Linked DNA regions of Mus musculus: all the other regions are linked to region 3. A link is a loop called in an ENCODE intact Hi-C map of the cell type or tissue named here. Cell type or tissue: gastrocnemius. All regions are shown on one strand. Links, peaks and the distances in the headings refer to the core of each region. The heading gives the core; the rest is flanking DNA. Region 1 overlaps Adgrf5 (adhesion G protein-coupled receptor F5). Region 2 overlaps Pla2g7 (phospholipase A2, group VII (platelet-activating factor acetylhydrolase, plasma)). Region 3 holds the start of Adgrf1 (adhesion G protein-coupled receptor F1).

Region 1 (9,769 bases), core at 1,770-9,769, 190 kb before region 3:
CCCACATCTCCTCCTTTTTGTTTTAATAAAATGAGGCTGGTCTAGGCCTGTGCAATTACGTCCATCCGCCGTGGCTCCTGTTTTAGGTCATTCCTCTAATGTCACAGCCTTTCCTGTCATAGGGTAACCCTATCGCCACTGGGCCCCGTGTCTTAGGTTGGTCTGTGCATGAGGAAAGTTGCCCGTCTCTGGATACCGCAGTGCTGTGTGACAGTAACTGCTAAATGACCTAGGGCGAACTCTGCAAAAGAGGCCAGCCAAAAAATGAATTAGTGGGGAAATCATGATCACCCTATTGATGAGCAAGGGCTGATCAATGATCATTGAGTCTCTCTCATCCCAGTGTCGTGGGGTGCAAGAGCAGAGAACTCAGATGCCAACTAATTCTTGAGCATAGATAACCAAATTTCAGGGGAGGTGCCGTTTTCAATAGCTAAAAGTGCCTGAGTTATAATCACCTTGTCATGTTTTTGTTGGGTTCTGAATTTGCATACCAACCAGAGCATGAACACCAGTCCACAGCATATGGCAGCACCAAACAAAATCACTCCCACCCATTCCTTAAAGTAAGAAAAAGCAGAGGTAAGCCAAGAGGTAAAGTCTCCGAGGGTCACTGGTTCCACTCTGGTCCCATTAAGGTTCAGGATCTGCATCTGCAGCCTCGTCTGCAACCTCTCCAGCTCCTGCGACCAGTTCCCCTTCAGGTAATTCGATAGGTCTGTACTTTTAATAAAATAATTATTAATGTACCTATTGGGAGTAATGCACACATGCAAAGTGGATGCCACACAACTCATTTGTATGACATCCATCATCTGTTCCATGTCATGTTGTAAAATATCCATTCTCTGATTTACTAACATTAACCCTGAGGTGATATGAGAATCCACCCTTTGCAGGGTAAGCAATGCCTCAGACGTTTTTTCTGCTATCTGACTTATAGTGTCAGCAGTATTAATTTGATCTGCCCAATTAGAGATAATCTTTTTCTTAAAAAATATACAGGGTGTAAAAGGTTTATCCACATTATGCACAAAGCATAATGTATAATTTAAATGAAAACTAGTATTCTTATACACCCATGGTTCTTGAGGAGTTTGTCGTGCATAAGGCACATCCAAAAAACATTCCTTTGCAAAAAACAAAGGCTAGGTAGAAGAATTGGAATGTACCGGTAAAGGTACTGGCCATGATCTTACTATGGCCCTCAAAGGTATACTTATCCCGGTCTCAATCATCAGGAACAGGATCATCTTGGGATTCATCTTGATCTTTCACGGTCCTTGTCAGTCATTCTGGGACCCACAGCTGTTGTCAATGATCCTGGGGAAACAAACAGACCCTCTCGCCCATGTCAACACCGTCAACACCTGTGGGCAATGATTTCCACGCCCTTATGGCAATCTGATTCACCTGCTCAAACACCTGCACTGGATATCTTGTCTGTTGCTGTGCAAAGCGACCTTGACCAAGCAGCATATCCCTATCCCATGCTGGATTTCCTGCAGCAGAGTTAGCCACTGCCTGTTCATTTGCAAATTCAATAAGGAAGGCTTTCCAATCTAAATACTGCCCAGGTGAAAGGCATGCCTTCCTCCTCCTCCGCCTCGGCTCTTTTATTTTGTCCTTTCTGTCCACCTGATAACACTGTGTCTCCTTTCTTTTTCCTTTTTCTTTTTAAGCCCTTCTCCTCTTCCGACATACTTTCTTGTTGCTCTGTAAGGATTTTCTGACCTGTCTTGACTGCCTCTACACACAGTTTCAAACAGTAACAGAGTCCATATATCAGAACAAACAAGACCAAAACTATCAGACCTACCCACAAAGGGTCAATAGGAGAAAAAAGCATAACTCATGAACCTTAACTTGTCCCAAAACCGGGAACCTTAACTTGTCCCAAAGCCGGGAACCTTATTGTCTCAATCCTTTCTTTCCTTCCTTTCCTTTCCCTTTTTTTTTCTCTTTCCCCTTTCCTTTTCATCACTATTTCCTTTTCTTTATCACTGATTCCTTTTATTTTTCCTCCCTTTTCTTTTCCTTTTTATCCCCCTTTAACCCGGGGATCAATTTGGGAGACTTACCAGTACCACTGTTCCTCAGCTGAAGAGTTCTGAATTCATGCTGTTGAATCCTTCTCAGCAGCCTGTTTTACAGGAACCTTTATTACCACCGTTCCCCAGCTGAAGAGTTCTGAATCCACGCTGGATCCTTCTCAGCAGTCTGTTTTACGGGAACCTTTATTAACCGCTCCTTCCCCGTGATGCAGTTCTGAATCCTCCCTGTAGCAGGGGGTCTTCGCTCGTGCCTGAAGATGTTTCTTTTCCCAGGTTTTCGGCACCACTTCTTGCGCGCGCTCGACTGGCCAGGAAGAACGACGCTGCAACAGGATCCTTCTGCACACGTTTATTGGGAGAGCTTGATTGTAGAGGCGAAAAGACCTCGAGCCCAGAACTGGTGCTGCTTTTATAGGCCTAGGACAGGCGTTCTCTCTCATCTGATTGGTTAACTTGTCTCTCATCTGATTGGTTAACTTGTCTCTCATCTGATTGGTTAACTTGTCTCTCATCTGATTGGTTAACTTTTGTCAATTCTCAAAACCTCACCTTGGCAAAAGAACCTTTACTGGCTATGTATGTGTGGTGGCCAGCTGTAGCCAACTGCCACTCTGCAACTGCCACTCTGTAACTGCCACTCTGTAACTGCCACTCTGTAACTGCCACTCTGTAACGGCTTCCCACATATGTGCAAATGGGTACAGTTAATCATAAGGCCAGAAGAGGGCAGTGTGTACCCTGGAGCTGGGGTTACAGAGGTTGTGAGCCACTTGACATGGGTACTGGGAACTGAACTTGAGTCCTCTGGAAGAGCAGTAATAAACTCTTAACTGGTGAACCGTCTTCTAGTCTACAGAATGACATTTGAGTTAAGTTTATTCTGCAGTGAGACCATATTCAACCCCATTACCCTCTCTTCTCCCTCCTCCCCACTTCAGCTCTCTGCTTCTCCCTTCCTCTTCCCAAATAGTCTCTACTCTACTTGTGTGTGTGTGTGGTGTGTGTGTGTGTTTGTTGTGGTGTGTGTATGTTGTACTGTGTGTGTGTTGTGTGTGTGTTGTGTATGTTGTGGTGTGTGGGTATATGGTCATGTGTGTGTAGTGTGTGTTGTGTGTGTATGTAGTGTGATATGTGTGTGTGTGTGTGTGTGTGTGTGTGTGTTAAATCTAGGAGATGTTTGTCTTCCTGGATCAGACTTACATTTCATAGCACAACCATCTCCAGTTACATCCATTTTCCTCCAAATGACATTATTATACTTTTCTTTGTGGCTGAATAAAACTCTTCGGTGGGTGAGGTAGAACATGGAATAGGAGAATTCAATTTTTCTTTTGCAGCTTCGCTCATGGAGAAAGTGTTCTTATGAAACATGGAAGGCCCCTGCCCATTCTTCTTCCTTAAGCACCTTCCAGAAGCCTGTTTAAAAATGTGGGGTGATGGTGATGGCAGGTGTGCAGGTGGGGACAGGGTGGAGTGGGTCACTGTTTCTGGGCCTGCCTCTAGATTTGATTGGTCGCATGAATAAGCTTTTGTTAGTGGAAAAAAAAAAAAGATATATGTATGTATGAGTGTGTATACACACACATGTTATATATGTTACATATATGCTACATATATGATATATTACACACACAAACACACATATACACACATATGTATGTATATATACATATACATACCCTCCTGACTGCAAATGCCCTATGTATGGTTCAACCGTGTGTGTCCACACCTCTGTGTGTTTCCTAACTAGTCCCTGCAAAGATCATAATGTCACAGTGGAAGGACATGGTCTAGGGTAAAAGTCTGAACTCATGTCTGGGATTTGAAAACCCACCAATCCCTGAGCTTGAAAACTTACCAATCCCTCGGCTCACCCCAAGCTCAGGACTTGAAATCCCATCAATCCCCACTCTGGATATCTCCGCCCTGGAAAACGCCAACCCCAAGAAACTCTATATAAAGCCTGCCTCCTGTTCAGCTCTTTGCTGCTTCTCGACTGAGCAGACGCAGCCACTTTCTTGTGTCTTTCCCAGCAAATCTGTGTGCGCTCTGATGTGCAGTGTGACCCTTCGGTATTCTTTGGCTCCCAACTGCCAGGATACTTCTCCACTCCCCTCAGAGCTGTAACAGGCACATTGGGAAAACCTTTCCCTTCAGAGCTGTAATATTTACAAGCGGGAGGGGGAGTGATTCCTTCCTCCCACCACATCCGTTATGCTTCATTCTGTTTAGCTGACCTGAGTTACATCACTGTGTATTGTCCACCAGAGACCCTCAGCCTCGGACTCCACAATGCGCCAGTTAGAACCACAAAAGAGGCACGTCCTCTAATGTCCACCAGGTGGCGAGCAAGCTTCAGGAGAACCAAACAGGGCGGGCCAGGGTCCACAGGATTGAGGCCAGCTGTCACTTATTAGCCCAGCTGGAGATGTGGGAGAGGAAGCTGCTTCAGACAGCTGTGAAATCATGGGGGAAAATCACACGGTTCCAGGAAAAAAAAAAAAAAAAAAAAAACAGCAAATGGATGTAATAATTTTCCTCAGTTAATCAAGGGTGGTGGGGGAGGGAGGTGCTGAATGGCAGGATGGGACACTGATCAAAATCGCTCCCAAGGAGGCTAAGCAAGAAGACATTCTTGAATTCTATTGTCCAGTGCTGCTGGAACTGGGGCGTGATAGCAGTCTTCCCAGACCTTGCCCAATCGGTTCCTTTTGCCTTTTATTCCCCCCGCCCCCGCCCCCCAACCCCTGCTACATTCCTTGGGGCAGTCCATTTTATTCTGTAATAGTTGCAATCATATTTCACTGAGCTCTGAATTAAAGAATAAAAGCCCTGCGATGGGAACTGGCTCGCTCCTGGAGCTCCTGCTCAGGTCCCATTTGTGAAAAGGCTCCTGACATGCTTCCGTTTCCGTTTCTCACCCAGCAGCCTGTCTGGAAGGGGCTGGACACGTGACTTCTGTTTTAGCTTTGTCACGGGTGCCAGAAATCGGATTTTGGAGGTGAGGAAAGAACCCCACAGCTGAGGTCCTTCATGGCTCTCCAGTCCCTGAATTAGCCTTCGGAAATAAATACAGGTGTCTTACTCAGAGTGGGCTTCAGTCTTTGTGCCTACCTACCCTCTTCTTGTAGCCGTTCCCACTCCAGAAGCACAGGTGCAGGAGCCTTGCCAACCTCAGCTTAGGCGAATGTGCTAGAAAGCATTTGTGTATATAGGACACGGGACTCTCGGTTCAGCCAACCAAACCACACATGTTGGAACAGACATGAGTTGATTTGTTTCCTAGATGTTTAGGTCCCTTTGAACTTTGCTTCAAGGACCCCGTTTAAAGCACCTGTGTGGCGCTGGATCATCACAACATTCCTGGGAGTCTGGACCGTGCGACAAAAGCTGAGGGACCCGCCAGAGCTCAGCCATGAGCCTCTGGCATCCTCTGGAAGTCTGAAGGCCTTTCTGGCTGATTCGTGCAATCATGAGACAGCAGCACCTGACCAACAAATGGACACCATATGCAAAGCGAGCCGGGCAAATCATTAGGTATTTTATTATGAGGAAAGACAGCATCACTAATACACTGATATTTTAGTAGGACATGACTTTAAACTCTGAGTCGTAATTCTAGAGACCTACGGCATCTGGTTGCAATAGAAATGCTATTTCTATTGTCTTTAACAATAAGTAAGAAAGAGATGTCTGTTCTAAGCTCCTTCTTTGAGGATTCTCAAGGAACCAGACTTCTATTGACCTGGGTCCCTGGATTCCTCTTTGGGGTGCAAAAGCCCATACACAACATTTCTACATGGTGCAGATAAAACACTTTCTCCCTGAATAACCAGCCCACATAATTTTTTTTTCTGTCTTTGTAACTGGCTGTGACTTACTGCTCCACTCACCTGCGAATAACTCCCACATGCCTCCCTCCACACTGGCTGCTGCTGTACTCTCTCTCATCTTTGTGTGTATTTTCTCCCAACACAGACCTCTCTGAGGTGCCCTGCACAAATCACAAAGGCCCTGACTTCCCTTGGCGTTTCTTCCTTTCCTCCGTAGGTGATGCTTACGGTATTCCCTGAGAACACTGCTGTGAATTAATGGTGTATTTCTGGATTCTCCAACTTCACAACCCCTGAAACATTCGCATGGATCATTTTGCAAGAAACTGCCTGAATGAAAAGTCCCTTAAGGAAAGTTGGTGGCCGGTGGAGGAAATCTACTTTACATAATAAAGACATGTGGGAATGTGGGCAGTAGGTGGCGCTCTCTTAGCAAAGTGAACATGACTCACTTGGCACCCAGGTCAGAGAACATGCCTTCTCTGTCGCAGTCCCCCCTTGCTGCCGCAGAACTGGGCACCGGCTCTAGCTTTCACGCAATGCACAGACCCTACGTGTTTCTGTCTTTTACAACTTTGGATGCGATGTTTATTTCATGGTTTCATTTAGAAATGTTAATATGGGGTTGCATATACAGTGGTGGGCAGGAAACCACGAAGTGCTCCTTCTGTATCTCGTTACATAGATTTTTCTGGAGTTTATTTTCAAACCCTTAAGTATGTGTAAATGTATCTGGATATGTACATGCATGCAGCCTCAAAGTCAAGAGGAGAGCAACAGATTGCTGTCAGCTGGTGGTAACAGGCGGTAGTGAGCTGCCCAGCGTGGGTGCTGGAATCCGAGCTAGAGACTCCTCTGGAAGAGCAGTATATATCCTTAACCACTGAGCAACATCTCCAGCCTCCTTTTCTGGGATTAAGGGCTGTGCCTTGAAAGATCAAGGTACGTCTGTGTATGTGCGTGTTGGAGTGGATATGTCTGCCCCCTCTCCTGAATCCTGCATTTACAAACTAGCAAACTTCCCATGGGGATTTTAAACCAAAAGCCTTTCAGCTGGGACAGAGATGTGGTGGTTCTCATGATGACGTCTGTATGTATGTGCCTGTGTATTTGGGTGTTAATGTGTGTTCATATGTGCCTGGGGGTGTGTATGTGTGTGTGTGCGTGAATATATACATATACATATGTGTGTGTGCGCGCGTGCACATGTGCGCACACATGTTCCTGTGTGTCTTGATCAATCTGTAGGTCTGTGTATGAATTCATGTGTGCATTAGAATTTGTAGGCATGCTAATTGGTGAAAGGGAGACGTGTCTCTCTGAATGCAAGCAGGCAGAGGGCCAGATCTGCATGCTATGGAATTCAGCTCAGAGTTCCTACTATTATGCTACTGTGGAGGATCTCCTTACAAGGTCAAGCCCCATGGCTCCCAAGAGGCACCAATGAAGTGGGCCAAAGCTCAGTGTACTTTGGATCTTTGCATTCTTGAGCACAACGGCCCCAGCCTCTCCTGGTGCTGAGCTTCCAAGACGTCCATGTTGCCTTGTTATACCATGCAAATCCCTCTGGCTTGATGCTCCTTAGTGCAACTCAAGGGGCTGAACATTCCTGGCCATTCTTTCTCTGGCACCTGATTCTGATCCAAAGGATGTCCCATCCTAGACGCCTCTTGTCTTCCCTCTACTGAACTCTGCTCTGCTTTGGAGACTCCCTGGAGATCTTATCCACATTTCCTGTGGATTCCTTTCCTGTAAGAACTTTAAATAATGAGCCATTAAATTGGGATAGGCGTGTGGTGTTTCTCACGCAAGTGTGGGAAGATGGCACTTAAGCAGAAACGGAACCCAAGGGACGGGACTTTGTATGCCCCACTCTGCCCTTCCGCTATGAAGAACGGAGAAGCAGAAATAGACTTCAAGCTTAGAACTAAGAGACTGAAAGTACCTAAAACTATGGATGTCAGACCTCAGACTCTTCTATCTTGTCTTTCCCAACGAAGGACCCACACAGTCTCTCACTCTATAAAAACTCAATGCTGCACGTCGGTCCTAAAGGGTCTGCAGCTTGTGGTTGTTTGGATGTGAATTGTCTCCCATAGGTCCACGTACCAGAACCCTCTGCCCCCAGTTGATGGTGCTGTTTGGGAAGATTATAGAACTTTTAGGAGGTGGAACCTGCCTAGAGGAAAGATGTCACTGTGTGAGGGCTTTGAGTTCTCATAGCCTGATCCCACTTCCAGACTGCTGAGGTGGTGGGTGTGATGGGCTGGCTTCATGCTCCTACAGCCGTGCTCTCCCTGCCGTAATGGGCTATATTCCGAAGGGTAAACCAAAACAAACCTTTTTCTCCCGTAAGTTGCTTTCATCCATGTGTCTTACTACAGCAATGAGAAGTTAACTGACACTGTTCCTTTGGGTTGACACCCTGATGTGGGGTGCATGCTTGCTCTTGGATATGGAACCTGGTGAGTTCTAACATGGATGCAGTTTTAATAAATATCTGTAATTTGAGAAACACACATACAAAAAAACCACACGGGCATAAATTCAGAATCTAATTCTTGGGGGTGGGGGTGGGGGATCTGCGATTTGCTTATCGAGCCAGGTCCTTTTTCTCCTTCCAAGTGGCTGCAAGAAACACCAATCAGACCATAGAAACTCTGAATGTATATTGGCCTAGGAACTTAGAAGGCTGGGAAGGGATAGAACACAGCAATACAGACAGCACACCAAGGGCTGTCATCACCACAGTCACAATGAAGTCACGAGTACAAAATAAAAATGTACATGCTACATAATTATTAAATCTATTCTACAATGCACAGAGAGTACCCGGTTAAAGCTGTTGTTACATGTACGACAGACGTAGGACTCTGAGCTCAGTGCGGTAGATCAAGTTTGTCAATTATGGGATTAAAATATGTACATATGCATGCATGGCTTTCAAAAGGCTGAACAAATTAGCATACAATGCGTATCTGACAGATCATGAGAGATGAACCTTTCTTGAATCTTACAGAGTGGCTGTCATACGTGCTCTGCATGTTCACTGTGCTTTGCTCAGACCTTGACATACAAAGGTTCATATGTGTCCTTGTCATGAGAACTGTGTCTCCTTGGGTGCATTGCCTGCAAATATTATTATCCAGCCAGAAGCATCCTCGTGCCGACTCTTCCTTTCTACTTTCTTTTCTACTTTCCCGCCTCTCTCTTTTATCCTTTTAGCTGGGAAAGATCAGGAACTTGCTAACTATATCCCCCATGACTTCATTTCATTTTGTTTTTGAGCCATATATTTTCATTCTCGGAGCTGTGGCAGATGAGTGGCCATATTAGAGCACAACTGTGGAAACCTTAAAATGTGCTCCCTAATGTTTTCTACATTTTCCTTCCTTCCTTCCTTCCTTCCTTCCTTCCTTCCTTCCTTCCTTCCTTCCATTCTATCATCTTTCCTCCTTCCTGCTTATCTCCCTCATTCCCTCCATCTTTCCTTCCTTCCTTGAAGTCACTGAACTCCTGGATACTAGCCTTTTACTTACTGTTTCAATCAACTCTTATCTTTGTAGCCAATGGTGTGAGTGTGTGTTTGGGGGGGTGTGTGTATAAAAATCTCCTCAAAATTCTATTTTACAGTACATAGAGAAAAGTTGAGCCTTGTGGGGAGGGTTCTTTTAAATACTATACATAGTTGGCATTACACATGGGATAGGGCTAGGAGCAAAAATAAACATGGCCTTTGCTTTTAGTCTGTCTTTACAAAAGAAAACATCTTCTCTATTGAAAGAGTCTCTTCAGCATCTGCTCCCAGAAGTCTGCAGAGAGAGCACGTTACCCATAGATTTGGATGGGTCTCTTTTCCTGCCACGGACCCTGTTTCGGAGA
Region 2 (10,161 bases), core at 652-8,651, 340 kb before region 3:
ATGTGTTTTGTCTGGCATCGTTCCTGACTAGAGGCTTTAATTGTAAATGTAACATGAAAGTAGCTTTTCATTTGACACTTAAAGGACCAGCTTTGTAAAATTAAGATTTAGACAGACAATCATTTTTGTATTCTCTATTTTATATTCGTTACATTTACAGGGGGAAAAAAATCTTAGGCTAGGCGTTCATCACTATCCTACAGTACAGTGTATATTTAAAAAATGCTTATTTGGGTAAATACATTGCTCGCGCGCGCGCGCGCGCGCGCGTGCGCTCTCTCTCTCTCTCTCTCTCATGTCACTCTACTTTTAAAAGGCAACTGTGTAACAAGCAAGTTCTTCTAATTCTGGGTCTGTGATCCTGGAGAGTGTTGCTGAGCCGGGACCTGGGTGACTGCGTCAAAGGGTGACCCAGGAATCAGGTTCTCATCATCTCCTTCCACCAGAGGGTCCCACTGATCAAAGTCTTTCTGAAGCCCTATAAAAACCACAAGAAAACTGTCAAGAATGTTAAACAGCCGAGGGCCGCTAGGTGGCACCACAGAGCCACAAATTACAGAATCATCACAGTGATAATGGAATTCCTAGGGCCCAGGTTGCATTCGAAAATGCATAACCTCCAGAGCTGCTTCGAGACAAGCAAGAGGCTGTCAGTACCTTCAACATGTAACTCCACTCTAGGGTTCATAGAAGGGCTGTTAGCTTCAACGAGTACATATATATGGTATGCATATATGCACATGCACACACATTAATGCAAGGCCACATACTCCTCTTTTTGAAATGTTTCTTTTCAAATTGATTCACTGCTTTGTTTACCAAAAGCCAAGTGGAAACAGCTACAATAAGACTATGTCCCTATTTGATCCTGAGAACCTAGCAGAGGAACGTGCTGTTTCTTACCTAAATGCTTTTGTAAGAAAGCCATCGAAGCTTTGTTGGTGAGGTCGATGGCTACTCTGGAATCGATTTCTCCTTTCAGTGTCAGCTTGTTTCCAATTATTTTGCCAGTTACAAAAGTAAAGTCGTCAAAGTTCTGGTGCACTGAGCCCCTAAGAGAGAAAGATACTTATAAATCATGTTGCGTGAACACACACACACACACATGCACATAATCTGATCATTTTAATGTAGCTGAGGGTCAAAGCTGTTTACTTAAGGATTCTAAAATATTTGTGCCCTGGCTTATGTTTCTTGTTATGATAAATGCCACAACCAAAAGCAACATGGGAAGGAAGGATTGATTTCCAGATTGCACACAGACCTTCACTGAGGAAAGGCAGGGCGAGATCGACAGGAGCTGGGAGGAGGCAGGAACTGAAGCAGAGACTGACTGTGAAGGAGTGCTGCCTACTGGCTTGCTCTCCGTGGCTTGCTAGCCAGTGCTCTTAACCACTGAGCACAGAGGTTTTTTTTTTTTTATTTTATTCTCACCAAAACCAGAAAAGTAACCAATACTATATGTTAGAGAGAGAGAGAGAGAGAGAGAGAGAGAGAGAGGAAAAGGAGAAAAATGAAAAGGCAATTTTCTTTCTCTTTTTCTCTTCCTCTTCCCCACTAGTTTGCTGAACTGTATTTAATCTTGAATATTGTAATATACTTGTTGTGATGGCTGTCATGACATTAGGTGACTATCAGTAGGTCTGCACAGAGAATCTGCATGACTGGATGAAGGAATAGTCCCCATCAAAGCAGGATAGTGCAAGGTTTTGTTACATTATAGAGAATGGTTCACACTTAAAAAAATTGTTTATTTATAGAATTTTTTCCAGTAAATGTCTCCTGATCACAACTGGCCATAAATCACTAAAACTATGAAAACAAAAGTCAGAAACCCAAACTATAGATAGAGGGTAACTGTTCTTTTTTCTTTAAGGCATTTTTATTAGATATTTTCTTCATTTACATTTCAAATGCTACCCCCAAGGCCCCCTAAAGGGGAACTGTTCTAAGTGCAACCTTTTTGTCTCCCCCCCCCCAGTCCTGAATTAACCAGGTTTTAAATAGTAGAAAGATGAGTTCCATTTTTGCTTGAGGGTCTTTTAAATAATTACTTTCATTTGTGTGTGCATGTGTGAGTGTGCATTTGCTGGCAGGAACCAGAAAAGTTCACTGGATCCCCTGGAGCTGGAGATGCAGGCCTTTGTAAGCAACCTGACACGGGAGATGGGATCCAAAATCCAGTCCTCTGCAAGAGGAACAACTGCTCTCTAGCCCCATGAAAGGATACAAGCACATGATTATTATTCAGGGCATCCATTCATAGCGTTGTGGAATTTATAAACTCATATATTGTTCCAACAGGTAAACGTATACATGCTCTCGCCTTTTCTTTAAAGACTTTACATGGCCTACGGATGAACTGTTGTGCCTCAATACTGTATGTATTGATGTTCAGATGAAAGTAGGCAATACTTTAGCTATATATTAACTTCCACTATAAGAACTGTGTAAATAACAGCACTAAGAGTATTTTCTTTTACGTCTGGGGCTGGAGAGATGGCTCTGTGTTTAAGAGCACTTGCTGTTCTTGCAGATGAACTGGACTTAATTCTCAGCTCACAACTGTCTGTAACTCCATTTCCAGGGGGATCTGGCATCCTCTTCTGGCATTTGCAGACACTTCCGCACTCTTGGTGCACAGAGAGACAAGCAGGCAGAACACTCACATGTATCCCATCAAAAGAGAAAGAGGGCATGGGTGGGCGGGGCCGGAGGTATCCCAGAGGACTCTGGGGCAATGCCACTATGATGAGCCAATATGTGGTGGAGGGATGGGAGAAAGAAAAATGGAGTGATCTGTGCACTAAGTGGCAGAACTGGGGATTTGAAGGTGGTAAGGAACAGCCTGGTGTGAGTGGCCTATGTTGCCACCTGAGCCCATGGTAAGGTCCCAGTGCTACCACCAGGACCATGTCTGGGTCCGTGGTCCTGCAATAGCAGGGGTCTGTGTTGATGTCCACAGCCCAGGTTGACACCAAAGGCCATGTAGCCATTTCTGGTCTAGGCTGCCGCCTGGGGCAATGTCTTGAGGGCTGTGCAAAGCTGCCCCCTCACCAGCTTTGGCATGCAGGAGAGCTGTCCTCGCCCCTCACGTGGGCAATGTGATAGAGCTGGCCCTGGTGGCAAGGTTGCACAGGACAACTGGAGGGCTGACTAACTCAGCTACCACCCAGGGCCAGATCCAGGGCTTTGGGTTGGCTCACACCAACATCTACCTCATCTATAAACTGCTGGACTGCATGAAGGGGCAGGTCGTGCAGAATCAAAGCTGCAGGATCTCCATCACACAGGACAACAACGGGATGTCCGAGAGGCATCCTGGTGAGAGTCCAGTATAGTGTAGCAGAGGCCAGACGCCTTGAACCAGACCAGTGACTCATTGCGAAGAACATTCACAAGTAAAGCTGTTTAGGCAGAAGGGTGTACTGTGTGACACACTGCAGCTTCCACAGTGAGAATTCTTTCTTATTTTTTAAAATTTTAATTTTAATTTTTCGTAGGGGGTAGGAGGTAGAGGAGGTTGCAAGGGCAAAGGGCAGATATGGAGGGTCGGGGAGATGAGTGAGTTTGGGGTGCATGATGTGAAGTTCACAAAGAATCAATAAGAGTTTAAAAATTAAGGCCATTGATTATATTTTGGTAAGCTTTTCATGGCCAGCATGGTTATTGCATAGTACCAAGAAATCAATAGCCAACGTTTGTAACATCGCTAATCTCCTTACTAAAGCAGCTAGTGTCAGTCTGGAAGACTTTGCTGCTTTAGATTAGCAAACAATTTTTAATTTCTTTTTAATTCTGGGATTAATAAAAATTTCTAATTGAAAGCCGGGTAGGTACTATTTTAAAAAAATCCAAGCTTTTATGTTACGTCCTCGGATCTACTTACCTTCTCTGGATTTACTCCAGACAAGACACGACACAGTAATACATTAGACATGCAAAGTTAAAAATGTATGTAGCGGGTTGGTCTAGTACTGCTCTGTAGTCCAGTGCTAAATACTGGTCCCCAAGGTCTGGTTGCCTCAGATGACATCCTCATGAACACCAAAGGATGCTGTGTAAATCAGGCCTCCCAATTTGTCCCTGATTGGTTAATAAAGATGCCTATAGCCTGGGCTGGGCAGAAGAGTGGGGCAGAGCAAAGGTTCCCTGAACTTGGGATCTCAACAGGAACCACAGTAGGAGGAGACGAGGAGGAAGAAGTCACTATGGGGTAGGTGGATCTTGAACACATGACCATGGGAGCTGGCCTGATGGAGCAGGAGCAACACAGATAGAACACGTGGCAAAGAATATCTTGGGAGTTTTTTTGTTTTTGTTTTTGTTTTTGTTTTTTGGAGACAAGGTTTCTCTGTGTAGCCCTGGCTGTCCTGGAACTCACTCTGTAGACCAGTCTGGCCTCGAACTCAGAAATCCACCTGTCTCTGCCTCCCAAGTGCTGGGATTAAAGGCGTGCGCCCCCATGCCCGGCTCAGGAGTTTTAACAGTGAAATAGATAAAATAGCATAGACGGTTGCTATCTCCTCAGCTCTAGTGTTTTAAGGCTTATTATAAATCTAAAAGGTCTCTGTGTCTTTTATTTGGGAACTAAGTGGTCTGAAATGGAGTACAAACCCCTTTTGGATATTTAAAGGCAACAAGGGAGTAATAACAATGACCACAGCAAATGTATTTCATTGTACTGTTGAGATTATTTTTTTATTGTAACATTGTATGACAGACTAAAATGTTTACTTGTAACTTTGTTTTAAAAACTAAAGTTTCTCATTTTACAAGAAAATAAAAGAAAACCTAAGAGCACTGAGGACAGACTACATTCTATGTGTTAAAAATCTAACAACACACAGCCATTCTACAATGTCTCCCAGAAGTTCCAGGTGTTCAGATCACCCTCCAGGCCAGGGGCACTTACTTGATTGTAATCATTTTCCTTTCCTTGTCAGGCTGGTAGAACTTTTTCATTTTTGCGATGTCCTTTGGAGTCTGGAATTTGGCAGAGTTGATAAAGAGGAGAGGCTGGAGGGTTCTGGAGTACAGCTCTTCGTTCACCGGATACATCCATGGATCAAGAGCAACTCCACATCTGCAGACATCATTGGCAATGACAGAGAATGGCGGGTTACAGACTAGCCAGCAGAGGCCTTCCCACGGCACCACCTGCCGGGGAGCTACAATCAGCTTTGTAATGAGGCTGATCTAGACTCACATGAGATTATGTTCCTTAAAGAATCATTACATAAAGAAAGCTGTATCCTAAAAGTTTTTTTCATGTTCATTTTGTCACGCGGTTTTCAAAATACATTTAAATAAGTTGTGATTTCCTCAAAACTGAGAAATGCAAGTTTGCCCTATTTCTTCTGTTTCAAGGCTGGGGTGGGGAGTGTGTGCATTTCCCAGAGAGGCCAGCAGAGGGCGACAGATCTCTTGGAGCTGGAGTCATAGGTGGTTAGGAGATGCCTGACATGGTGTTGGAACTTGAGTAACAATACATGCTCTTAACTGCTGATTAATCTCTTCAACTTGTTTCTAGAGTCTCAGGTGTGTCTCACAGTGTGGGTGATGCACCTATTTCAGAGTCATATGATACACAGACATGTAGGATTATATATACAGAGCAAAACACATGAACCATACCATGTGGAAATAGAATTTTGGAGACTTGGAGCAATGGCTCAGTGGCTGAGCCTTTACTGTTCTTGCAGAAGATCATACTGGATGGCTCACAACTACCTGTAACTTTATCTCTGGGAGATAGGACACCCTGAGCCTCCTTGGGCACCTGTACTCACACACACACACACACACACACACACACACACACACACACAAACACGCGCGCGAGAGAGAGAGAGAAAGAGAGAGAGAGACAGACAGACAGACAGACAGACAGAGACAGAGAGAAACAGAGAGAGAGACAGACAGACAGAGAGAGAGGATGCACATTCACATGAATAAAAATAATGAGTTCACATGATTAAAATTTTTTTTAATTAAAAATCAATTTTTTTTTCTTCCCACGATGTCTGGTTCTGTGCTCCCTAGGGAGACTTTTGGAAAATCCATCCATATGCAAAGGGGTAGCCAGCAGAGGTGCCCGTATATCGAGCGCACGGAAACATCTCAAATGGTCCAGCTCACTCCCTAAATAGACCGTTCCATGTGAGTCTAGGATGAAGTCGTTCAAAAAAGAAAATGTTTCTAAATGTTAGAAAAAAAAAACTGGGATCTTGTCTGACTTTTGCCCAAATAAATCTGTGATTTTTGGATCCCGCCTCGCTTGAAAGACAAAAGAAAAGAAAAACTAATGAGAAACTAAAAACCCTAATGTCTTAGGGAAGATTGGAAAAATGGTAGCAATATTATCAGACACATGTCACAGAAAAGACATATTGATGAAATTCCAAGTGAATGGTTAAATCCTTTATAGATAAATAAGGACAATGGGGGATGGGCAAGGATAGGTGGGAAACTGCTTTTAAAACTAACCTATAAAGTAGCAGGATTCTGTATGGCGTGCTCATGCATACTTAGTTTGGGATGACCCTCCCTCTGCTCTCTCCATCTCCATCCACATATCCCCACTTAATATCTTAGGCTCTATTAGGCTCTCCACTCTCTCCCTCAGAGCCTCTGCTTCACTGCTCATGAGACCGTTTCTAGTTTCCTGGCCTCTACACACATTCACCCAAATGGTGCTAAAATCCAAATTTGAGAGAGACATGGATGCACATAAAATAAACAAAGAACCCAAAACAACTAAATACAAGAAAACAGCCCAACAACAACAAAAAGAATGGGCCAAAAATGTACCAAACTAAGAGTTCTTGGACAGAAAACAACTGGCTAATAAGTACTTCTAAAGGCGTTCAACATCTTTAGCCATTACGGAAATGCAGATTAGAATTATGTCAGGAGGCCATTTCATCCCAGTGAGAATCAACAAATGCTAGCAAACGCTGGGGAAAGGGGCAGCCTTATTCACTGTTGGTAAGGGTGTGAACTGGTGCAGGCACTTTGGAAATCAAGGTGGAGGCCTTTCAAAAGGCTGAACATATTGCTACCGTGTGACTCAGCTATACTGGTCCAGGGTGTACACCCAAAGGACTCTGTCCTACTACAGAGATGCTTGTGCATCCGTGTATATTGCTGCTCTGTTTTCATGGCAAGAAAAGTGTTTTAGTAGCAGGACAAAAAAAATGGTTTCTGTCTAGGAAAATCTATAAACTTAATGAAAGAAAGAACAGTTGTGAGGTGAGAGCCAGAGAGATAGCTCAGTAGTTTAGAACGGTTGTTTCTCTGGGCAAGAATATGGGTTGAATTCCCAGCATCCTTATGGCAACTCACAACTCTCTGTAACTATAGTGGCAGGGCAGTCGATGCTCTCTTCTGACCTCTTTCAGCACAAAGCATGCACACAGTGCACATACATGTAAGCAGGCAAAGTGTTCATACATGTAAAATGAAAACAGCAAATATATATATATATATGTATATGTGTGTGTATATATACATATATCATATATATATATATTATATATATAGTAGGATTTATCAACCCCAAAAGATCCCTTAATCACTGGAACTTCAGGAAACCAGTTAACTGTCATGTGTTACCCATGCCCTCTCTCCCAGTTATCTTCAGCTGTTTTGTTTTGTCTTATTCTCTTACCTGAATCTCTGGTCCTCACTAAGGGCTTGAAGAACTGTTGCTCCTCCAAAAGAATGTCCCATCAAAGCTATTTTAGTCTCATCAATAGCATCCTGGGTGAAAAAGCAGGACAGCAAAGTTACCATCTCACCCAGCATTAAATGTACCCAGAAGAGTACATTAAAAATTAAATTAAATTAAATTAAAAATAAAAGAGTACATTAAAAATTCTATCATGCAATCATTATTCACTTCATGGTCTTGATAAATATCTTGATGACTTATAACATAGAATGTGCATGTGTGTGTGCGTGTACTCACACACACACACACACACACACACACACACACACACACACACACACTCAGAGATAAACCTATTGGTCTTTATCACCTACACCCGACAGTACCCCCTCTGATACCGAGCTCCCTTGTGAGTTCTGTCTCACATTATCCCATGATTATCAGCTTATTCATCCTAAGCATATTTCTTGAATATCTGCCATATCAGACACCATAGTCTCATTTTTAGTGAGCTCAGTTTATTGTGGAAGAAAATGATAGCGATTTTTGATATTGTGCAATGCACACAACATAACACCCTGAGACCAAGGAGCTCTATGGTAGTACAATAGCCAACCCAGGCTCTGCAAAAGCCGGGGGTGGGAGTGGGGGCTTCTCAGAGGAGGTGATGGCTGACTTGAGTGTTGAAGATGAGACAGGAGTTAGTGAAAAGGAAGTATCTGTGTCAGGCCAAGGGGACATATAGAGAATCATGAAGACAGAAGAAGGTGTCTTGTTGAGCATCACATCTCGGTTGTATCTAGAGAAGAAACCATCATCTTATTCTCAAATCCAACTACTTCTAGTTCCTTCTGCACTGAGCTATCTAACCCCCAAGTCATGTCCTTCACACTTACAAACACACTTACAACCCCCAACCCCCGCCAAATGTCATTCAAAACATTTGGCCAACTCTTTCAAGGTCAAGCTTAAAATGATGCCATTATTATTCAATAAATTATACCTCCCTTGTATATATGAAGTTGAACCATATGAAACTCCACTTTTCAGCTCAAATTGGCAGGTTCTATTTACATACAATTCAACCTGACACAGGTTTCACTGGTTCCTTCTTTGCATGATTGAGAGCGTGTGTGTGTGTGTGTGTGTGTGTGTGTGTGTGTGTGTGTGTGTGTGCGCGCGCGCATGCCCATTCTAGTTCTGGTATTATTTCTCTTGCTGTAATAAAATATCCTGGAAAAACAGTCAAAGTAAAGGAGAGAGGGTTTATTTTAGCTCACAACTCCATGTATATAATTCATGATGGCATGGAGGTCAAGACGGTAGGATATTAAAACAGGTAGCATCAACAATCAAGTGCAGAGAGAAATTAATCTATGCATGATCTATTTGCCTGCTAGCTTGTTTCACGTGTGCTTAGCTCGTCAGGACCTCCTGCCTAAGGATTAGTGCTGCCCACAGTGGACTAGGTCTTCTCCCATCCATGAACTTAAGACAATCCCCTACAACCATACCCACAGACCAACCCAATGTAGACCAATGAGTCTCTCTTCCCAGGTGAGTCTAGATTGTGTCAGGTTAGCAATCGAAGCCATCATCTATCACAAAGCCTCTTCTCATGTACCTTGCGGTATAGCAGAAAAGAAGCAAGTTTTTAAAATAGAAACACAGTCCAAGGAAGAAAGGGCTCTGTTAAAAACTTGCCTTCAGCTGTTTCATGTCAAAAGCTGAACCTAGTACATTCTCTTTTGGGTCTCCATGTTCAATGTCAAGAATCGCACTGAGAGCCCGGGAACATTCTATTGCTCTTTGCTGAACCTAATACAGTAATTAGAAGGAAAATGATAACGTAAGATATTATAACACCTTCATGTTTGTGTAGAGTTGCCTGTGGGAGAAATGGTTAGTTACACACTGCAAATACTTCATCGAAAAGCAAAGGGGATACAAGCTAGTGCTGTGACTGGGGTTCCAGCTTGGGTAGCAGCTGCAGCTAGGCTCAGCTCACCTCTGGTTTACCCGCTGTGTGAATTCTTTGGGTTTATATTTATTGTATGGTAATATTGGGGCGGAATATGAACAAAGTCTATCCATTCCAGAGAGGATGCCAACAGACCAAATAGTGTGTGTGTGTGTGTGTGTGTATGTGTGTGTGTGTGTGTGTGTGTGTGTTGACGCAAAAGCCATATCCTTTAAGCTGTAGAATGGTCTTCTGACCAATAGATGCTTCCCGCCTATGCAACCTCAGGGAGGGACCTTATGAGTCTTGTAACTTGCTGAGCTTCCCTGGGTCTATGTTCCCTCTGGAAAGGAAGATTTCCTAGTGGCACAATAGCCTAGTTCAGTGGATTGTGTGTGGGTCTAACTACCATGCCACATCTATCATGCCCAAGATAAATAAGTGACCAGTACACTTTAACTCAAGTAGTCATTCCAGTGACCACAAGAGACAGATACTGTTATTTACTATTGTGTAACACAGCAAA
Region 3 (10,161 bases), core at 1,033-9,032:
GAGGCAGGAGGATAAGGGATTCAAAGTCAAAGCCAGCCTGGGTTACACCAGTTTGGGGCCAGCCTGCACTACATGAGACCTGTCTGGACCAAAACAACCTAATAAATAAAATCCATTTTATCTTCTCAAGCATGCACTTGAGAAACAAACAAACAAACAGCAGTTATTTTTAACAGGCTCCCTGGAGGAAGCTGTCATATGTTAGGGAGTCGAACTTCTCAGGTCCGTAGCAGTGGCCTGCCCTGTCCTGGGGAGAACCCTTGTCTTGCAGGGGGGAAAAAAAAATCTAGCATTGACATGGAGAAAAATCTCAAGTTCCACAGTTGGGGAGAAACAGAGCCCTGTTGTTTCTAACAGTTGCTTCAACGACTCCCTTCCTTGTTTATCTTTTCAGGAAATGAGATGTTGAAATCAGAATATTCCCCGTAGAGTAAAACACAGCTTAACCAACAGCGCTTGGGTCCTCAGGAATCACACAACAGCTGTTAGCTTACCTGGGACTCTGGACTTCACAGCACAGCTGAGCCTTTCTCCAATGTTCCCCAGCCACTGACACCGTTGGGAGATGCCAAGGGACGCTGGTGACCCAGGACAGGACTGGCAGCCACAGGTCCACTGATGTATCTATCACCAGCTCAGGCCAGGTTGCTGCCTCTGCTGAAAAACACTGGGACACACCCCCTGCAGAGGGAAAGCCAACAGACTTTCCTGCACTCCCTCCCGCCCACTCAGAACCAACATCAGAGCTTGTAAAACAGGCAGTCCAGAGACCAAAGACTTCCCGTTTCTGCCACCAGAGATGTGAGGCTGAGATTGACTACAAAGGGGACAAATATGCTCTTGGGCATGCAGATCAGGACCCTACAAAACATATTCCCTTAGGTGCTCCTGTCCAACCTTTCTGGACATTTTGGGGAGTCACACCCCATAAAGTTGAAGAAATGCATCCCTCCCTGCGGAAGTTCTGAGGAGAAGCAGGTGAGTTCTGTGGGAGGGTAGATAAGATCTCTTCTTTTCCAAAGGTCTTACTCAAAGCTGAAGCATCACCATACAGCTCGCCTGAGTACAGGGCCCACAGACCTCCTCATGGAAAAAAACCGTGGAGCGGACAGCAGCTAACAGGACAGCCGGGACGGGCTGAAGGTGAATGCCTTTTAATAACGATCACGTTCTATCTAAGGTTTCATCCAGCTTAGAAACTGAAGGGTGACCTCTCAATGATGACCAAGCTGACTCGTGAATTGCTTTGTGGTCAACATAACTCTCAACGTGAACAGCCTCATCTAAATTACACAGGGGGCAAAAATGTGCTATTTCTCAAAGAGGAAAATGTCCCTGAATTCAGTGAACGTCCTCGTTTTATTTTGCTTCCTTTAAGTATGCAGAGTCTACAAATGGTTCGAGGTGGTTTTACAGTACAAATTCGAGAATAGCATAGTGTTGGGTAAAAATAAAGAGCCAGGAATGTTAGCTGGGTAGGGTAGCTAATGCCTATAATCTCAGCATATGAGATGCTGAGGCAGGAGGATTGCTTTGAGTTCAAGGCCATCTGAAGCCCTAGGCTACAAGCCAGCCTGGACAGAGTGAGAATCCACCCACATATACATACATACATACATACATACATACATACATACATACATACATACACATATATACATAGATACATATATTCATACATACACACATACACGTGTGTGTGTGTGTGTGTGTGTGTGTGTGTGTGTGTGTGTGTGTACTGCCTCTGTACTGGTTCTGTTCCCAATACCACACAAACCATGGTTGTGAGCATCTGTAATCCTCACACTTAGGCAGTAGAGGCAGGAGGGTCAGAAGTTGAAGGTCCTCCTCCTTGGGTATATGATGAGTTCCAGGTTTTCCTGTGCTATACAGGAAGATCTTACCACAAAAATAAATGAATAGATAAATAGACATACAGACAAATAAACAAGGGAACGCTTAAAAGGTAATGTCAAAACCGTGCAAATGATAATCGGAGTGATTATTATGTTTTACCAACTCAAAACTTCATGCTCGGCCCAGAACTCCCTAAGATCCGTGAACAGAAGGGAAAGGCTTATCTACTGGGGTGTCCTCGTCTCCTTTTCAGAGTAAAGGAAGCCTCACCCTAGGCAGGGGAAGATTAGTGTAGGAGCAGTGAGTTTCAGGGGAGACATCCTTGTGCTTGGGGTGTATTTCCAACACGAGAGGCTACTTAATCTCTCATCAAAGCCATCAGGGTCTTGAGGCATATTCTTAACTCGACTCTTGTTTTCCACACAGCTGGACTGCTCAGTCTATATTGTAACCCTTCTCCAGCCAGTGTAGATCTGACACAATAGGAAACTTAGCAGGTAGATGGCGCCCATCTGAAAACGTCCATTATATGAGGGTGCTGGCCACTGTCTATCAGTCTTGGGGATAGGAAACTTAGAACGGAATGGAGTTAATTTTATTTTCTTCCTATTCTCTTATGGCAGAGTTCTGCCTCTCCATACCAACCGGTTGTGAGAGGCACCAAATTTCCCCGCAGAACAAATGGCTGAGAATGTCTAGACATATATCCAGCTCCATACCCGGCAGTCTAGGATTAGAACAGGCGTTTCTTTTGCTCTTGCCATATTAAAACGTGCTGCTCGCAGAAGCGCCTTAGTCGCCGACAGCTTCATTGCAGGCAGCTCATAAAATGGGGCCGGCCAGGTGTGACGGGGTACACTGTAGTCTCAGTGCTCAGGAGGCTGAGGCAGGGGGATTGCACACCTCAGAGGCTAGCTACATAGTGAGTTCCAAGCCAGCCAGGGGTTCATAGGAAGACCCTGTGAAACAGGAGAATGTACATATGGAAGTAAATAAAATGGGGTTGGAAAACCTCCAGGTTTTATTGGGCAGGATCATGGCTGGGAAGTCGGAAAGTAGTCATGGAGGGGGACCACGAAGCAATAGAAGGTCAAATGGAACAGTTGGTTCACAGGAAGCTAGATATAAATCACTAGAAGTTCAGAGGGAAGGTCCCTTACTCACCTTGGCTGTGTGGTGCTCAAGCAGTTCTTAGGGATGATTGTGAGGCTCTCAGCTCCAAGGGGGCACTACCATGTCTCAGAGCAAAAGCACCTGGGAGGATGCTAGAAAGTAAGCAGTGGCCTTGGGAGACTCTCATGACTACGTTGGTTTGGGAACAGGAAGGAGGATATGAACCTGAACCACGAATACTGAATAGTTTGTAATCCCCAATCTAAGAAACGGAGGTCACACTGTGTCCAATATTTAGGTTATTTCAAAAATAAGATGCATTTTTGAAACTGATGACCCAGCAATAAGCCATTTATTTATTCCTTCTGGTTTCCTCATAAAAGCCAAGAACACGTGAAGCTGAATTCCTCACTACTTCCTGGTGAGGTTGTGGGGCATAACCAAGATACCACTAAGGAAGTGACAGAAGGAAGCCGTGTGGGTTTGGTCATGTGACTGCCCTAGGTCTCTCACCATTGTGAGTTCAAAGCTGGGTTAACCTATGAAGGAGGCCACGCTTAGGACCTAAATGAACACGCCTGAGTGAAGCAGGAGGTAAGTGTTCAGCTCTGTTCATAAAGCAAGCTAAACATGTATTGGTGTGTTCTATCCTCTGTAGATTCTCATTCCACAAATGCAGGAGACGCAAGAGCAAGATTTAAGAGGAGGAAGAGGCACTCCGAGCTGCACTAGCTTCATACAGATGTGTGCAGTGCTGGAGGTGACCAGTGGGGGGCGACAGATCACTTGGAGCCAGAGTTACAAGAGGTTGTGAGCCCCTGTGTGGGTGCTGATTTGTGTAATCAGTCTGATTGCTTTTGCTTGGAGTCCCATGAACACCCAGGGCTAAAGAGGGTGTGGAGATGCACCCGAGTGATCTCAGCACTTGGAAGTTCAAGGTCATCTACATCATAGCACTAAATTTGATATCTGCTAGGGATAAGGGAGCTCCTATCTCAAAGTAAGTAAGTCGATGAGGCCTTTTTATGTTGTTACATTTATTTTTGTGTTAGTTTTTTTTTTAAAGATTTATTTGTTTTAATTTTATGTGTATGGGTGTTTGTCTGTATTTAAGTATACTTGATATGTGCAGTGCTGGAGGTGGCCAGTGGAGGGCGACAGATCACTTGGAGCTGGAGTTACAGGAGGTTGTGAGCCCCTATGTGGGTGCTGGGAACTGAACCCAGACTCTTTGCTAGAGTAGTCAGGGCTCTTAACTGAGAAGCCTCTCTGCCCTTCCTCTCTACAATCACTTTTCTTTGGGTATTTTGTCAAAACAATAAGAAAATCAGCTAAGGATTTCTTAGGACAGCATAAGACAAAACAGTCTATGAAGACGTACATGGCTCTGAGCGCTCATTGCTGGAGGCAGGGTTAGCTGGGTGGAGATGACTGGCAGATTTCGGGACAAGCCTTAAACCGGTGTTTCTCAACTGTGGGTCATGGCCCCCACAGGGGTCACATACCAGATACCTTACCTATCAGATAATTACAGTAGCAAAATTACAGTTATGAAGTAGCAAGGAAATAATTTTATGGTTGGGGGTCACCACAACGTGAGGAAGTATATTAAAGGGTCGCAGCATTAGGAAGGCTGAGAACCGCTGGCTTAAGCCTTTGTCAGAGTGACTTAGGATACATGCTTTCGGAGGTACAGGGTGTTATCACACAATGGTATTGCTGTTGAAAGTATGACCAAGGGTACTCAGGAACGTGGTGGTGGTACATGCCTATGATCCCAGCATTCAGGACGTAAAGGCACAAGACTGTGGGAGCCTCTTTCACCCCAGAGACAAGCATGCCAACGACAAGGGTAGGAGCTGACTGAGAACAACCTAGAGAGGAGTTGTGTCATATACTTATCCACCGTGACTCACTGAGACACTAATATATACAAAGTGATTCTGAGCAGTCTCCATGACTTTTGTACTCTCTGTAGCAACTTCCCTCCCCACCCCTAGAAGGGGGGCAGCTCCCACTCTTGATCCCATTTTACAGATGAGGAAGTTGAGGCGCAGTGCTATTGAGGAAATGAGACACCGGGAAGCCAATGCAGCCAGACTGGAAAGTCCAGTCTGCTCGCCTGTATACTACTGTTTCTCAAAAACCAACAAGGAACACAAGCAGAAACATCCGGCCTTGCTGACTAGCCACGGAAATGATGGGTGTACGCACAGGTGCTGAGGAGGTAGAGGGTTGTAATCATGAACCTTCCAGAATAAGTCAGAAAGCCATGCACAGCTGAGAGACTCCATTTGCCATTTCATTCAACATCCGACGAGCTACTGAATGCAAGGTTCTGGGTAAATTCGACAGAGCTAGGCAAGGCGCCCATCTGCTGCTCCGTGAAAAATGTGAAGGGTTTGCATGCGGCAGATTGAGTTAGGAAGAAAGTTAGGAACTACAGGGTAAAAGAGTCATTTCCTCCCTCCTTTTGCCTGTGAGCGTGCGTGTCCATGCGTGCGCTTGATGTGCGTGTGCCCGTGGGCACGTGTATGTGAAGGCCTCAGATGTGGCCAAGATTAAGATGTGGCTTTTCACTTCTGTTCCCTTTCTTTTATCCAGCCTCGGCGTGACCGCCGAACTTCAGAATGTCTAAAGTTAAGCAAAGGGCGCCATCTAGTGGCAAGAGCACACTGCAGCAGGTGACGCCACATGTTGATAAAATCATGGCCATAGGTGTGTGGGCACAGGGATCTGAGGGCAGGCCAGCAGTTCACCAAAGGAATCAGGAACCAGGCTTGTCCTGTCTACTCTGCGGGTAGTCCGTTTGCAGCACGTTTTGCTCGTTCATCCGTTTATTTCTCCAACACACACTTATGTTAAACGTTACTAGGTCCTAGATTAAGACAAAAACCAGACCAAAATCTGCAATTACTACCTTCAAGGACCTGACAGCGTGGTGGGAAATGGGGCCAGCAACAATCAGTTAACATCCGCAGTGATGAGGGCTGACCTCCTTATATCAGGGAAGACCGTGGAAGAGGCACAGAGATGAATCATAGCAGGTAAGAAGAAGAAATATCTAACCCACAGACCTCAAACTGGCACCCCCACAGGCCTCATCTGGACTGCAGATGTGTTTTGTTTGGACCATGCAGTGTTTTTATAACTTGGAATTAGCTGCCGATGCCTAAACGTCATGGGATTTCACATGAAAACCCAAATTTCCCATTCTTTTAGAAAACTGAAAGATCCGTATTCCCACAGGGTGACGTTCAGTTAAGCTATGCAGAAGTGCACTTCCTAGGGCTCTTTCATAACAGCCAATAATTTGCTTCTTTCGATGAACTTTGGCATGTTTTCAGGTAAGCGGAATACAAAACCCAAAAGCCCAAAAATTCACTGCAACGTAAATTTCACAGCCTGCCGTGTCTCAACAGGGATCTCAAAAGTATCTTCTTTGCCAATCAGATATGGCATAAATGTTCATCCCTCCCTCACAATATACATCAAAATTCATTTTATCTAGGTACACATTTTCAACACAAAATATAAAGTGTGAATGCATTAGAAGAAAACACACCATTGCTGTGTGTCTGCTGGCTGGGTCAGTTACTTTGCTGCAGCTGAGATAGAATGCCAATGCCAGAGGGTGTGTCAGGAAGGAGTTTATTTGAGCTTGTGGTTCCAGGAGGATAAAGTCATCACAGACAGGAGGCACAACAGCAGGTGACAGGTGTGATGGCAAGAGCGAGAGACAGAGATCCTACGACCAACTACAAATATAAGGCAAGGGGAGCAAAAATGGATGGAAAGCCTGGACCAGTGATGTACTGTCCCCGTAAGGCGACAGCATGACCTGGCAGGAGTGGGTGCCTTAGCAGGGGGGGGGGCATGCTGAGGCATCTCCACCAACGCCCCTCCCTCCCCCCTCATGCTCCCAGGTACCAGAACTACAACGATCTGTATAAAATGAAGTTTATTTGGGGCATGAGAAGTGGGTGTGGGAAAGAAAGGTGTCTGAGAGGGACAGAAAGAGAGAGAGAGAAAGAAGGGAAGAGGCCAGCCTGAAACAGTGGGTAGGAGCGGGAGTAGAAAGGGGGGGGCACAAACAGTCCTTTTATAGCAAGGCAGGCTTTTGCTAGGTAACTTTTGGGCGGAGCCTAGAGGAACAGAGACCAAGTGTTCAAAAGCCTGAGTTTATTGGGACATTTCTCATTCAAACCACTGCATTCGGCTCCCTGGTCCCCATAGGCCTATAGCCATACCATAATGCAAAATGCGTCTAATCCAGCTTCAAAAGTTCCCGTGGTCTTTAGCAGTCTCCACACTGTTTAAAAGTCCAAAGTCACTTCTGAGACTCGTGGCAATCTCATTATGACACCACCACCACCACCACCACCACCACCACCACCACCCCACCCCCCGTGAAATCAAAAAGTAAATTACATACTTCTAACATATAATGGCACAGAATATGCAATGGCATTCCAAAAGAGAGAGAGAGAGAGAGAGAGAGTGAGAGTGAGCGAGTTGGGAGCATAGAGAAGAATAATAGGATTCAGAAAGACATCATTCAAATCCTGTAGTTCTGTGTCCAGGCTTAGATGGTGGCACCAGCTTTGCTGTCTGCAACACACATCTGTCTCTTAGGCTGGTTCTGCTCTCTGTATGCAGGTCTCCCTGAAAGATAGCTCAGGGCTGCAGCATCTCAAGTATCTAGGGGTCTCTAATGAAACCCAGGCTTCACTTCTGTGCATTCACACAATGGCCTTCTGCCTTCCTAGGGCCTTCCTAGAGGCATTCCTCTGCCATACAGTTCCTGGCCTTTGCAGAACTGCAGAGAACCAATCCGAAACTGCAGAGGACGAATTCATGACCCTTTAACTCTTTCTTCCTGCACAGGTCTAAAGTTAGCTCTACCTAGATGACACTGGCAAGTGCAGGTGCCAGCTTGGGATGGACCCTGCCCACTTGGATCATATTAGCAGCAGTGATATTATTCAATTGCTTCCTAAGATCAGAAAACACCTTAGGCTCCCCAAATAACACAAGGCGGAAACTTAGCTGAGTAGGATCTTACCCCAGGACAATCTTCCCTTCTTACAATGTATATGGATCAGGAGACCTTTCCTTAATGGAGTCCCCATTAACAGTTATAGACTTTCTTCCAGCACATGCCTTTCCTGCAACATTAAACTACCCAATGCTCTTTTTTTCTCCAAATAGCATATTTTGTATTTCTTTCTACCCCATTCACTCTTTTAAAAAGTGCAGACCCGCATAAACATACCAGTAACAACCATGCCATTGAGTCAATATTATGCAGTCTCAGAATTTCTCTAGCCAGAGAAATTGGCCCATTACATTTTAATTTTTCTGTATGCAAGTTCTCAGGACATGGGCAGAAGGCAGCTAGATTCTTTGCCAAAACTGCACATGACTAGCTTTTAGCCCATTTGCTGATCGTGCTCCTTTCTGAGACCACATAAGCTGGGCCTACAGAGTCTGTCTTGCTCTCAGCCCTGCTGGCATTTAGACTCCCGTTAGACAGCTCTTTAAACAGAGCTTATCGCATTTAGACAGCTTCCTAGTTCAAAGTTCCAAAGTCTTCCACACTCCTCCCAAAGCAACAGAGTCGGACGCTTCAGAGCAGCAATCCCCTCTGGATATGTCTACATCCATTGCTTTTCTGCTGCTGTGATAAAACATCACCACCAAAGGCAGCTTGAGGGAGACAGAGTTATTGGGGTTTACAGTTCCAGGGGGATAGGAATCCATCACTAAGGGAAGACACAGCAGCAAGTACCAGGCATGACAGGAGCAGGAAGCTGAGAGACCACATCCTCAGCCATGGCCATGAATATGAGAGAACAAACCACAGAGTGAGGCTGTCAACTCTCAGACTCTGTTCCCAGTCATGCATTTCCTCATCCAAGGCTGCACCTCCCTATACACTCGTCAAACAGCACCGCTAACTGGAACTGTGCTCAAAGGCTTGAGCCTACCGGAGACCTTTCTCATTCAAACCGCCACACCGACTTGATGGCAAATGTAGTTCCATTTTGTGTATGTGTGTGTGTGTGTGTGTGTGTGTGTGTGTGTGTGTGTATAAATGTGCATGAATGCAGCTGTGTTGAAGACAACTTTGGGAGTTATCCTTCACCTTCCACCTGGTTTGAGATAGAGTTTCTTGTTTTTTAGGGTGCCGCATGCCAGGCCAGCTGGCTCATGAACTTCTATGGATACATGCCACGAGATCCAGTGATCCTATTTTAAGGTGTGTACCCAGGAGAAAGAAAAATAATATGGCATCACAAAAAATTATATGCCATATTTATGAGTTTATCCTCAATAGCCAAAATATAAATAAACACACACAGAGACACAAATGTCCATCGGTAGGTGTGGTGGAGTGTTGTCAAGTTGACAGAATATAAAATCACCTGGGAGACAGAGATTATCTTTTATATCATCAGCAGCACATATTATTATAATTCGTGTGAATTGACATGGGAAGATCAATCTTTCCTATAATATCACTTGCAGAGTATTCTCCTTAGGATTCTCTTGTGACTCTGGCTACACCGCCATGGTGCAGTCACCTGACCATTTTTAACCTCTGGCCAAACTTACATTGCCTTCAGCTGACAGCAGCACCTCCTGTACGTTAGTCTAACTTCTCTTCCAATACATTCTTCAATTTGACTTAACATCAATTTTCACTCTTCAGAGCAGACTCTGGTAGAGACCATTTGCAATATCAGTGCCTTGTTTGCATATTTTATACTCATTTATCCTCATTGGTAAGGCTTGGCCACACACCTGTGCTGCTGAGCCAAAGGTGTATCTGTAGTTTATCATGGATACAATTCTTTAACAAAACCTTTCCACTGAAACCTATAAAAGTTGGGGATCTTTTGTGGAGGCATAAGCTTATCTTTAAGGAATCCAAATTCTCTTTCTTGGTGCCCTTACACATCTGTTCACAATTAGGCAACAGGCCAGGGAAGTGGGTGTATGCAATTAACTGTAGGAAAGAGGACTACAGTGGCCCATTAAATGCTTGGCCAGATAAAAGCATGCCTAATTTTGCAAACACATTAGGATTCCTCAGAACCAGAGAAAGAAAGAGATAGACAGACAAAAGACACAGAGTGAGAATAGTTATATATTTCTTATAAAGAGTCAGCTTGTGCACTTACGAAG

The links. Hi-C counts contacts between places; a loop is a spot of excess contacts. Peaks named below come from ENCODE experiments on the same cell type or tissue, not always from the same donor. Only the 100,000 strongest peaks of a DNase experiment are listed, where the experiment ranks them.
Region 1: a loop joins it to region 3, with 8 times the contacts of the local background. A loop is called at or near these places in 38 of 42 quality-filtered maps.
Region 2: a loop joins it to region 3, with 5 times the contacts of the local background. A loop is called at or near these places in 36 of 42 quality-filtered maps.

Annotation. Positions count from the first base shown.
Region 1 is chr17:43,455,364-43,465,132 of GRCm38, reverse strand. Adgrf5 (adhesion G protein-coupled receptor F5) reads right to left here. Exons shown (of 21, transcript NM_001081178.1): 21 at 5,576-9,769. Among named protein-coding and RNA genes, the nearest start is that of Gm25135, 6.0 kb to the right of the region's middle. In gastrocnemius, for the core only: CTCF peaks have their summits at 2,791 (motif pointing right), 4,395 (motif pointing right) and 6,302 (motif pointing right); DNase peaks (open chromatin) are centred at 4,406 and 6,319; H3K4me3 peaks cover 185 bases; H3K27ac peaks cover 1,729 bases.
Region 2 is chr17:43,602,160-43,612,320 of GRCm38, reverse strand. Pla2g7 (phospholipase A2, group VII (platelet-activating factor acetylhydrolase, plasma)) reads right to left here. Exons shown (of 12, transcript NM_013737.5): 8 at 9,380-9,493; 9 at 7,673-7,764; 10 at 4,916-5,086; 11 at 904-1,052; 12 at 120-478. The coding sequence ends at 342. Among named protein-coding and RNA genes, the nearest start is that of 1700071M16Rik, 16 kb to the right of the region's middle. In gastrocnemius, for the core only: a CTCF peak has its summit at 5,186; a DNase peak (open chromatin) is centred at 5,409.
Region 3 is chr17:43,260,818-43,270,978 of GRCm38, reverse strand. Adgrf1 (adhesion G protein-coupled receptor F1) reads right to left here and starts at 632. Exons shown (of 16, transcript NM_133776.2): 1 at 495-632. In gastrocnemius, for the core only: CTCF peaks have their summits at 3,732 (motif pointing right) and 5,642 (motif pointing left); DNase peaks (open chromatin) are centred at 3,764 and 5,617; H3K4me3 peaks cover 352 bases; H3K27ac peaks cover 375 bases.